Regions from separate parts of the Homo sapiens genome. Here region 2 is linked to region 1. Evidence: read pairs that join two places in POLR2A ChIA-PET (ENCODE). Cell type or tissue: OCI-LY7. All regions are shown on one strand. Each heading gives the region's core, and the rest is flanking DNA. Links, peaks and the distances in the headings are about the cores only.

Region 1 (5,967 bases), core at 377-5,376:
TGGGCTTACTACTGATCAGCAAGGTTGACAATCAGGAAAGAGCTAGAAGGAGAGCTAGTCACAGAGTGGGGTGCCTGCCTGCACCTCTGTGGTGTCTCTCACCTCCTCTGACATATGACAAATGCAGAGCTTGATGGCTGTGGCTTCTGTCCCCCACCTCTCACTCAGCTGTACCTCTGACCCAGGACCATACAGGTGAGGGGTTCTGTGAGACAGAGTTCTCAACATAGCCAAGTTGATGCTAGAACCATTGAGCACATTATTATAGTGATGTAATATAATTGATGATTGCTTTGGTTTGTTTTTATATTTACTAATTCATATTTTGCCTCATTTCAAAATAGGATTTTTGAAGCAGCTTAGAGAAACATTAGAAATTGAGTGAAATTGTAAAAGGAAGTGATGGAGGCAGAGAAAAATGTGTAGGGCAATAAAATAATTCAAACTTAGTGGCAGTGTTCAAGAAATCCATCTAAGAGCCTGTTTCATTGAAGATGGGGCTATGGATTGGGCTCAGAGCATCCTCAGAGCCAAAGCAAATATTTTGTGACAAAGATCATCACAAGGGGAGTGGCAAAGATTTTCCTGATCCTGTGAACTAAGGGAAATATCTCCTAGGGGTCCTCAAAAATATCCCTTTGATAAGGTGTCTTGGAACCATTCAGTGAAATCTGTGCTCTGAGGAATTAAAACAAGGAAGACCTGGCATGTGCTCTAGGCTTTCCTGGCCTCATCCAGACCCTATCCTGCCAGAAAGCGGCCAGGAGACAATTTCTAAACATTACAGCTATATGATTGGATGGTTTGTATATTCTTCAAGCTAGGAGTTGATGAGCTTTTTCTTCTTCTTCTTTTTTTTTTTTTTGGAGATGGAGTCTCGCGCTGTAGCTCAGGCTGGAGTGCAATGGCGTGATTTTGGCTCACTGCAACCTCTGCCTCCCAGATTCAAGCGATTCTCCTGCCCGAGTAGCTGAGATTACAGGTGTCCACCACCATGCCTGGCTACTTTTTGTATTTTTAGTAGAGACAGGGTTTCATCATGTTGGCCAGGCTGGTCATGAACTCCTGACCTCAGGAAATCCACCCGCCTTGGCATCCCAAAGTGCTGGGATTACAGGCGTGAGCCACCACGTCCAGCCGATGAGCTTCTTCTGTAAAGGGCGAGATAGTAAATATTTTAGGCTTTGCAGGTCGCTAGGTCTCTGTTACAGCTACTCAGCACTGTCATTATAGCATAAATGCAGCCATAGAGAGTCTGTAAACAAATGAGTGTGGCTGGGTTCCAATAAAACTTTATGAAGGAACACTAAAACAATTCTAATTTCCATGTGTCACAAAATATTAATTCTTCTTTACAGTTATTTCCGACCATTTAAAATTGTAAAAACCATTCTTAGCTGTAGACTGTAGCCATACAAAAACAGGCAGCAGGCTGGATTTGGCCCATATGCCATGGTTTGTGCACCCCTGTTTCAGGTGGTCCTCCATAACTGATTAACCCATTTCCCGTTTAGAAAAAAAAGTGCCGCTCGCTGCCAGCGCTCATTTAATTTGATGTAAATATGCTTTTTGATGCTGAAGCAAAGCTGACCGATTTTCAGTGTGAAAATAAAATATAAAAACTGTTCTTGGAGTTATTTCTAAGCAGAACTTGTCTCTAATCCTAGTGTAACAGAAATGTATATGATGTTACACTAGGATTAGAGACAAGAGCATTCTCGGGGCAAACGGAAATGAGTTAAGAAAGTGGGAGGCGGCTGGGTGCGGTGGCTCACGCCTGTAATCCCAGCACTTTGGGAGGCCGAGGTGGGCAGATCACGAGGTCAGGAGATTGAGACCAGCCTGGCCAACATGGTGAAACCCCATCTCTACTAAAAATACAAAATTAGCCTGGCATGGGTCCCAGCTACTCGGGAGGCTGAGGCAGGAGAATTGCTTGAACCCGGGAGGCGGAGGTTGCAGTGAGCTGAGATCGCGCCACTGCACTCCAGCCTGGGTGACAGAGCGAGACTCTGTGTCAAGAAAAAGGCCGGGCACAGTGGCTCACGCCTGTAATCCCAGCACTTTGGGAGGCCGAGGCGGGTGGATCACGAGGTCAGGAGATGGAGACCATCCTGGCTAACACGGTGAAACCCCGTCTCTACTAAAAATATAAAAAATTAGCCGGACGTGGTGGCGGGCGCCTGTAGTCCCAGCTACTCGGGAGGCTGAGGCAGGAGAATGGCGTGAACCCGGAAGGCGCAGCTTGCAGTGAGCCGAGATCGTGCCACTGCACTCCAGCCTGGGCGACAGAGCGAGACTCTATCTCAAAAAAAAAAAAAAAAAAAAAGAAAAAGAATCTTCTTAAGGGTGGGGAAAATTACAAACTACGCTGATCAGTTAGAGTGGGGCAGAAGCAAATCACAATGGTGGAATGTCATCAGTTAAGGCTAGTTTCACGTCTTTTGTGGATCTTCAGTTGCTTCAGGCCATCTGGATGTATACGTGCAGGTCACAGGGGATATGATGGCTTAGCTTGGGCTCAGACGCCTGGCAGTTACCTGGAGATCACTGAAGATCCCTCCACTGGTTTTGATGGACCGACAGGTTTGGGGCCGTGACCTGTGCTTTGCTGAAACCCTGCCTGGCTCCAGAGTCAGACAGATGCCAAGTGAGGTCAAAAGCAGGTGCTGTATAAACCAGGACTTCCTCTCCATGGATGGCTAGGCTGGCATTGCAATAGCAATGTGGGCTGACACCCCGACTTTCTGAGAGTGAGGGGGCAGAGGTAGAAGCCCCAGGAAGGCAGGGCCTAGTAGGCAAAGTGAATAATGAGGTTTCCACTTCAGCAGTACACTCCCCTAAGCAAGAGGGATGGAGGCCGAGCTCAAGGCCTGGCTCAGAGCCAGATGCTTGGGAGAGGACTAGAGTCTCATGGGGGTGGTGATGGTGGTGTCAGCACTTAAAGTACTATTTTTCTATTGTCAAAATTGCCTTCAGAGGCCCTCAATTTTCCCACAAAGTCTAATGGTTGGCCGGGAGCGGTGGCTCACGCCTGTAATCCCTGCACTTTGGGAGGCCGAGGCAGGCGGATCACGAGGTCAGGAGATTGAGACCATCCTGGCTAACACGGTGAAACCCCGTCTCTACTAAAAATACCAAAAATTAGCCAGGCATGGTGGTGGGCACCTGTAGTCCCAGCTACTCGGGAGGCTGAGACAGGAGAATGGCGTGAACCCAGGAGGAGGAGCTTGCAGTGAGCCAAGATCGTGCCACTGTACTCCAGCCTGGGCAACAGAGCGAGACTCCATCTCAAAAAAAAAAAAAAAAAAAAAAAATCTAATGTTTAGGATAACCATGTCCCACCCTATTTAGAAATTCTCTTTTGCTCACTAACATTTAAGAGCTACTAATATGGTGGCACAACACTGCAAATGTAATGTATGCCACTAAATTTTACTCTTAAAATGAGTAAAATTTTAAATTACTCATTTTGTAATTTTTGTTATGTGTATTTTAGTACAAGAAAAATGATAAATTGAGGTAAAATATAAAAATGCATATTTATGTTACATTTATTTTACCACCACCACCAAAAAAAAAAAAAAATCACTGAACTGGACAACAGGACGTGAACTCTGTGTGGATGTGGGCATTTAAAGAATTACCCTTTTACTGTCTAACAGGAGGGTGGGTGGGCAATTCCAAAGAGCTTTTGCTTGTCTGCAGGAGTTATTCTATTCTGACTTTTTTTTTTTTTTTTTGACGGAGTCTGCAACCGCTGCCTCCCAGTTTAAGTGATTCTCATGATTCAGCCTCCTGAGTAGCTTGGACTACAGATATGCACCACCATGCCTGGCTAATTTTTGTATTTTTAGTAGAGACGGGGTTTCACCATGTTGGCCAGGCTGGTCTTGAACTCCTGACCTCAAGTGATCTGTCCGCCTCAGCCTCCCAAAGTGCTGGGATTACAGGCGTGAGCCACCACACCCAGCCCTCATTCTGGCTTTTTTCATTTTGAACTTTTTACTATGGAAATTAAAAACAAAACAAAACAAAACAAACAAACAAACAAACAAACAACACTCAAATAGTGAAGAGAATCCAGCAATGCACCGTCTTTGAGTCTGGGACCCAGCTTCAACAACCATTAAGGTTTGTTGTTCTTTTTATTTATTTATTTATTTATTTATTTATTTTTATTTTTATTTATTTATTTATTTTTTATTATTATACTTTAAGTTTTAGGGTACATGTGCACATTGTGCAGGTTAGTTACATACGTATACATGCACCATGCTGGTGTGCTGCACCCACTAACTCGTCATCTAGCATTAGGTATATCTCCCAATGCTATCCCTTCCCCTTCCCCCTACTCCACAACAGTCCCCAGAGTGTGATGTTCCCCCTCCTGTGTCCATGTGATCTCATTGTTCAATTCCCACCTATGAGTGAGAATATGAGGTGTTTGGTTTTTTGTTCTTGCGATAGTTTACTGAGAATGATGATTTCCAATTTCATCCATGTCCCTACAAAGGACATGAACTCATCATTTTTTATGGCTGCATAGTATTCCATGGTGTATATGTGCCACATTTTCTTAATCCAGTCTATCATTGTTGGACATTTGGGTTGGTTCCAAGTCTTTGCTATTGTGAATAATGCCGCAATAAACATACGTGTGCATGTGTCTTTATAGCAGCATGATTTATAGTCCTTTGGGTATATACCGAGTAATGGGATGGCTGGGTCAAATGGTATTTCTAGTTCTAGATCCCTGAGGAATCGCCACACTGACTTCCACAATGGTTGAACTAGTTTACAGTCCCACCAACAGTGTAAAAGTGTTCCTATTTCTCCACATCCTCTCCAGCACCTGTTGTTTCCTGACTTTTTAATGATTGCCATTCTAACTGGTGTGAGATGGTATCTCATTGTGGTTTTGATTTGCATTTCTCTGATGGCCAGTGATGGTGAGCATTTTTTCATGTGTTTTTTGGCTGCATAAATGTCTTCTTTTTTTTTTTTTTTGCTTTAAATGTTGTTTTATTTATTTTGTTTGTCACTTCAATTAAGTGATCAGAAGGTACAGACAATATATAAACATTACAAATGACCCAAAAAAGGCTGAGTGGTTCCAGCCAACATAACAGGTTTTCATAACAGAATGAAGACATCTTATTTCTTGATTTCATCTGACCTTATAGCTTAGCTGCATGAGCTAAAGCTGTGTTGACCAACACAGTAGCCAGGAGCCACACTGAAACACACTACTGGGCACTTACACCTTGGCTAGTTCTTTTTTTTTTTTTTTTTTGCCCTTCTATCTTTTTTATTAGTTTAACATTAAAACAATTGAGCCAGTGACATTTTTATCCTCTGATATGTCTAGCCTAGTAATTATTCAATAAATGTGTTTTTATTTATTTATTTATTTATTTTTTGTTTCTTTTGTTTATTTATTTATTTATTTATTTATTTATTTATTTATTTTTTTTATTGTTCATTCTTGGGTGTTTCTCACAGAGGGGGATTTGGCAGGGTCATAGGACAATAGTGGAGGGAAGGTCAGCAGATAAACAAGTGAACAAAGGTCTCTGGTTTTCCTAGGCAGAGGACCCTGCGGCCTTCCGCAGTGTTTGTGTCCCTGGGTACTTGAGATTAGGGAGTGGTGATGACTCTTAACGAGCATGCTGCCTTCAAGCATCTGTTTAACAAAGCACATCTTGCACCGCCCTTAATCCATTTAACCCTGAGTGGACACAGCACATGTTTCAGAGAGCACAGGGTTGGGGGTAAGGTCACAGATCAACAGGATAAGAATTTTTCTTAGTACAGAGCAAAATGAAAAGTCTCCCATGTCTACCTCTTTCTACACAGACACGGCAACCATCCGATTTCTCAATCTTTTCCCCACCTTTCCCCCCTTTCTATTCCACAAAACCGCCATTGTCATCATGGCCCGTTCTCAATGAGCTGTTGGGTACA
Region 2 (5,967 bases), core at 709-5,708, 120 kb after region 1:
TACATTGTTGGATTAGTTCAGTTAATATTTTATTTGTTATTTTTGCAGACATCTTGTATTAGTCTGTTTTCATGCTGCTGATAAAGACATACCTGAGACTGGGAAGAAAAAAGAGGTTTAATTGGACTTACAGTTTCACGTGGCTGGGAAGGCCTCCGAATCATGGCAGGAGGCAAAAGGCACTTCTTACATGGTGGCAGCAGGAGAAAATGAAGAAGAAGCAAAAGCGGAAACCCCTGATAAACCCATCAGATCTCATGAGACTTATTCACTAGCACAAGAATAGCAAGGGAAAGACTGGCCCCATGATTCAATTACCTCCCCCGAGTCCCTCCCACATGTGGGAATTCTGGGAGATACCGTTCAAGTTGAGATTTGGGTGGGAATGCAGCCAAACCATATCACTTTGTCCCTGGCCCCTCCAAATCCCATGTCCTCACTTTTCAAAACCAATCATGCCTTCCCAACAGTCCCCCAAAGTCTTAACTCAAAAGTCCACAGTCCAAAGTCTCATCTGAGACAAGGCAAGTACCTTCCGCCTATGAGCCTGTAAAATCAAAAGCAAGCTAGTTACTTCCTAGATACAATGGGGGTACAGGTATTGGGTAAATGCAGCCTTTCCAAATGGGAGAAATCGTCCAAAACAAAGGGGTTACAGGGCCCATGCAAGTCCAAAATCCAGTGGGGCAGTCAAATTTTAAAGCTCCAAAATGATCTCCTTTGACTCCAAGTCTCACATCCAGGTTATGGTGATGCAAGAGATGGGCTCCCATGGCCTTGAGCAGCTCCACCCCTGTGGCTTTTCAGGGCACAGCCTCCCTCCTGGCTGCTTTCATGGGCTGGCATTGAGTGTCTGTGGCTTTTCCACGTGCATGGTGCAAGCTGTTGGTGCACCTACTATTCTGGGGTCTGGAGGATAGTGGCCCTCTTCTCACAGCTCCACTAGGTAGTGCCCCAGTAGGGACTCTGTGTGGGGGCTCTGACCCCACATTTCCCTTCCACACTGCCCTAGCAGAGGTTCTCCATGAGGGCACTGCCTCTGCAGCAAACTTTTGCCTGGGTATCCAGGCATTTCCATACATCATCTGAAATCTAGGCAGAGGTTCCTAAACCTCAATTCTTGACTTCTGAGCACCCGCAGGCTCAATACCACACGGAAGCTGCCAAGGCTTGGGGCTTGCACCTTCTGAAGCCGCAGCCCAAGCTGTATGTTGGCCACTTTCAGCCACAGCTGGAGCAGCTGGGACACAGGGCACCAAGTCCCTAGGCTGCACACAGTATGGGGACTCTTGGCCCATTTTATGAAACCACTTTTTCCTCCAGGACCTCCGGGCCTGTGGGAGGGGCTGCCGTCAAGTTCTCTGACATGGCCTGGAGACATTTCTCTCCATGTTCTTGGGGATTAACATTAGGTTCCCTGCTACTTATGCAAATTTCTACAGCTGGTTTGAATTTCTCCCCAGAAAAAATGGGTTTTTCTTTTCTATCGCATAGTCCGGTTGCAAATTTTCCAAACTCTTATGCTGTTTCCCTTACAAAACTGAATGCCTTTAACAGTACCCAAGTCACATCTAGAATTCTGCTTAGAAATTTCTCCTGCCAGGTACCCTAAAACATCTTTCTCAAGTTCAAAGTTTCACAAATCTCTAGGGCAGGGGCAAAATGCCACCATTCTCTTTGCTAAAACATAACAAGAGTCACCTTTACTCCAGTTCCCAACAAGTTCCTCATCTCCATCTGAGACCACCTCAGCTTGCACCTTACTGTCCATATTGCTATCAGCATTTTGGGCAAAGCCATTCAACACGTCTCTAGGAAGTTCCAAACTTTTCCACTTTTCCTTGTCTTCTTCTGAGCCCTTCAAACTGTTCCAATCTCTGCCTGTTACCCGGTTCCAAAGTCACTTCCACATTTTCAGGTATCTTTTCAGCAATACCCCACTCCTGGTATTTCTTACCCACTGGGAAGAAAAAGAGGTTTAGTTAGACTTACAGTTTCACATGGCTGGGGAGGCCTCAGAATCATGGCAGGAGGCAAAAGGCACTTCTTACATGGCAAGAAAAAATGAGGAAAAAGTGGCTGGGCATGGTGGCTCACGCCTGTAATCCCAACACTTTGGGAGGCCAAGACGAGTAGATCATGAGGTCAGGAGTTCAAGACCAGCCTGGCCAACATGGTGAAATTGTCTCTACTAAAAATACAAAAATTAGCCAGATGTGATGGCGGGTGCTTGTAATCCTAGTTACTCAGGAGGCTGAGGCAGGAGAATTGCTTGAACCTGGGAGGCGGAGGTTGCAGTGAGCCAAGATTGAGCGACTGCACTCCAGCCTGGGTGACAAAGCAAGACTCTGTCTAAAAAAAAAAAAAAAAAAAAAGAGGAAGAAGCAAAAGCAGAAACCTCTGATAAGCCCATCAGATCTCGTGAGACTTATTCACTATCATGAGAATAGCACAGGAAAGACCAACCCCCATGATTTAATTGCCTCTCCCTGGGTCCCTCCCACAACACGTGGGAATTCTGGGAGATACAATTCAATTTGAGATTTGGGTGGGGACACAGCCAAACCATATCACTTATTCAGAAATACAATGAGCATGTAATTTTTTTTTTTTTTTGTATTGGCCCAATCTAGTTTTGAATCAAGATTACATTAGCTTCATAAAAAAGGCTGGACAATTTTCTCTTTTTCACTTGCTGCAACAATTTGTGAGATAAAAAAATCTGTCTCTTGAAGACAGGTAGAGCATATTTGTAAAGCTATCTGGGCTTTAGGGAGAGGAGCTATGATTAGCGTTTCAATTTCTTTAATGCTTGTTAGTCTATTCAAGTATACTATATCTTGGCATTTAGTATTTCCCCACAAAGTTGTCTATAATATCTAAAGTTTCACATTATTTGGATACAGTTGTTCATAATACTCTAAAAACTTTTTTTTTTTTTAGAAAATTTCGAATACATTCAAAAGTGGATTGATAAACCTCTGGTGCTTCAGCAGTTATCAATTCATGGCCAATGTTGTTTCATCTAGAGCCCCGCCCACATCCCCTCACAATTCTTTGAAGTAAATCTCTGACATTGTATAATGACACCTGCAAATGCTCCGGTAAAAATCTTCAAAAGACAAAGACTCTTTTTCAACCTGTTCACAGTGTCATTACCTCCTCCCCAGATAATAATTTATCAACATCAAGAAACTCCCCATTAGTGTTTAAACTTCCAATTTTCTCACAAATGTCTTTTTTTTTTTTTTTGGCGGGGGAGATAACTTTGTCATTTGAATCAGAATCCAAAGTTTACACATTGCACTTGGCAGACCTGCCTTTTAATTTCTCATAACCTCTGTTTCTTTTCAGCTTTCTGTTTTCCTCCCAGAGTTTCCTATGATTGCATCTCTAGTTTGACACGTTCCCTTGTCCTCTGTATTCCTGTAAATTGGTAGTTAAATCTCAATCTGATACAGAAGGGCTGGGCTCCCAGCTAAACCCCACCCCTAAGCCAGGAACCACCGCCCTAAGTGAAAACAGGTGATCCTGGTTTTCCAAGCAAATGTTGCCTTTTTGGCCTGCCCCGCCCCTATCCTGTGCCCATAAAAGACTTCAGCTGGCAGCGCAATAGAAGCGGCTGAGCGGCGAGGATACACGCAGCTGAGTGTCAGAGACAATGGATAGATGCGGCTAACTTCAGACGGTGCGGCTTCAGAGAGGGACCTGGCCGGAGACTGCCGGGCTTCAGAGAAAGCTCACGTTCCCATCTGCTTTCCAGCCTCCCTTTCCGCTGAGAGCCACCCACCGCTCAATGAAGTCTTCCGCATTCATCACCTTTCAAACGGTTCGTGTGAGCTGATTCTTCCTGGACGCCAAACGAGAACTCAGGTGCCAAGAGGGCAGGGGCTACCACCCTGACTCTCCACTGAGCTGGTTGGCACTTGGCCGTACCTGGACGGCAGAGCTGAAAGAGCGCTGGTTGAAACATGCATGGACACTGCTGTGTAGCATGCATAGAGCCTGCTCCCTCCAGAGAGGAGCGACCGGCGGGTTCTGGGGTTCGTTTGCTTGGGTTCCTGCACCCGCTTGCTCTTACGCTCCCCCATGCGAGGAGTGGCCAGTGACGGGCTGAGTGAAACGAGCCACTCCAGTTCCTGCCCATGAAGGGGGTCAAAGGAACTATCCCATCTCAAATCCATGATCAGGTTTAGGTTTGATATTTTGACAACGTTACTTCAGAAGGGTTACTGCAATTACATTATTCTTTCATCTTTGTTGTGCCTGTAATTGTTTTTCCCCCTTTTTCATTGTAGGTTTTATCTATTGCAATTTCATTTTCTCACTCTTTTTCTTTTTTTCTTTTTTCTTTTTTTTTTTTTTGAGACGGAGTCTCACTCTATTGCTCCAGGCTGGAGTGCAATAGTGTGATCTCGGCTCACTGCAACCTCCGCCTCCCAGGTTCAAGCGATTCTCCTGGCTCAGCCTCCTGAGTAGCTGGGATTACAGGTGCGCACAACCACGCCCAGCTAATTTTTGTATTTTTAGTAGAAATGGGGTTTCACCATATTGGCCAGGCTGGTCTTGAACTCCCGACCTTGTGATCCGCCCGCCTCAGCCTCCCAAAGTGCTGGGATTACAGGCGTGAGCCACCGTTCCTGGCCTTTCTCACTCTTTTTCTCGATCAGTCTTGCCAGAATTTTATTTCACTAATCTTTTCAAATAATTAGCTTTTGATTTGGTCATTTCTTTCTGTTTTTTCCTTCTCCATTTTATTGATTTTTGCCTTTCTTTACTTATTTTTCCTTCTTGTTTCTTGGCTCTGTTGATCTTATTCCAACTTCTTGAATTTACAGTTTTACTTGTGTTTGAAGTTATAATTTCTATCTACTGCTGTAAGTCCTACACATTTTGATACATTGCCATTTCATTGATACTCTAAGCAACTAGCAATTTGCTATACTTTTTTTTTTTTTTTACCTTTTAAAATATATTATTTAGTTTCCAGTAATATGTTTGTATAAACTATCCCTCTGTTATTCATTTCTAATTTTTTGGCATTCTGGTCTGAGAACATGATCTGTATGACATTGATTCTTTGGAATTTATCAAGTAATCCTTTGAGGCCTGGTATACGGACAATGTCATAACCCTTATATATGTGCTTGAAAACTGTTTTCTCTAGTGTTGAGCATAGAATTAGAAGGGAGGGGGAGAGGCAAGCACAGAGGCAGATATATTCCACAGCATTCACAGAAGTTATTTCTGGGATGGGAAAATTACAGGTGATCTTTATTTTCTTCTTGGACAGCAGTAGTCTTTACTTGCCTGTGATTCCAAACATGTTTGAAAACAATGTCAGAGATCTCATAGGCCTCCCACTGCCCTGGGTGGGTAAGAGCACTGGTGTGGACAAGAGGGAACATTTGCCATTGCCCATCATCTGGGTTGTTCACCTGACCTTCTGGGCCTGCCATCCTGTTCTATGAAATGAGGATATTTGGCTGGGTGCAGTGGCTCACACCTGTAATCCCAGCACTTTGGGAGGCTGAGGTGGGTGGGTCACCTGAGGCCAGGAGTTCTAGACCAGCCTGGCCAATATGGTGAAACCCTGTCTCTAATAAAAATACAAAAAATTGCTGGGCATGGTGGCATGCGTCTGTAGTCCCAGCTACTCGGGAGGCTGAGGCAGGAGAATTGGTTAAACCCAGGAGATGGAGGTTGTGGTGGGCTGAGATCGTGCCACTGCACTCCAGCCTGGGTGACTGAGTGAGACTCCATCTCAAAAAAATAAATAAATAAATAAATAAAATAATAAAGAAATGAGGATATTTAAGCTCCCACTCAACTTGAACATTTGTATTGTTATTTATAAGCTCCATCTGCTGCTGGCATGAATACCTGAAAATCCTGGGACTGTGGGATGTGGTCCAGGCTCTCAGGTGTCAGCATCGCAGGGAATCCCACAAACCTATCCCTGGAGGG

The links. Peaks named below come from ENCODE experiments on the same cell type or tissue, not always from the same donor. Only the 100,000 strongest peaks of a DNase experiment are listed, where the experiment ranks them.
Region 2: POLR2A ChIA-PET joins it to region 1 with 13 read pairs; 2 of 35 experiments call an interaction of 5 or more read pairs at or near these places.

Annotation. Positions count from the first base shown.
Region 1 is chr2:74,789,641-74,795,607 of GRCh38, forward strand. No RefSeq gene overlaps it. Among named protein-coding and RNA genes, the nearest start is that of HK2-DT, 41 kb to the right of the region's middle. RefSeq lists a silencer at 983-1,130. In OCI-LY7, for the core only: no CTCF peak of the experiment used is centred there; no DNase peak of the experiment used is centred there.
Region 2 is chr2:74,905,345-74,911,311 of GRCh38, forward strand. LINC01291 (long intergenic non-protein coding RNA 1291) reads left to right here and starts at 3,617. Exons shown (of 5, transcript NR_189601.1): 1 at 3,617-3,829. In OCI-LY7, for the core only: no CTCF peak of the experiment used is centred there; no DNase peak of the experiment used is centred there.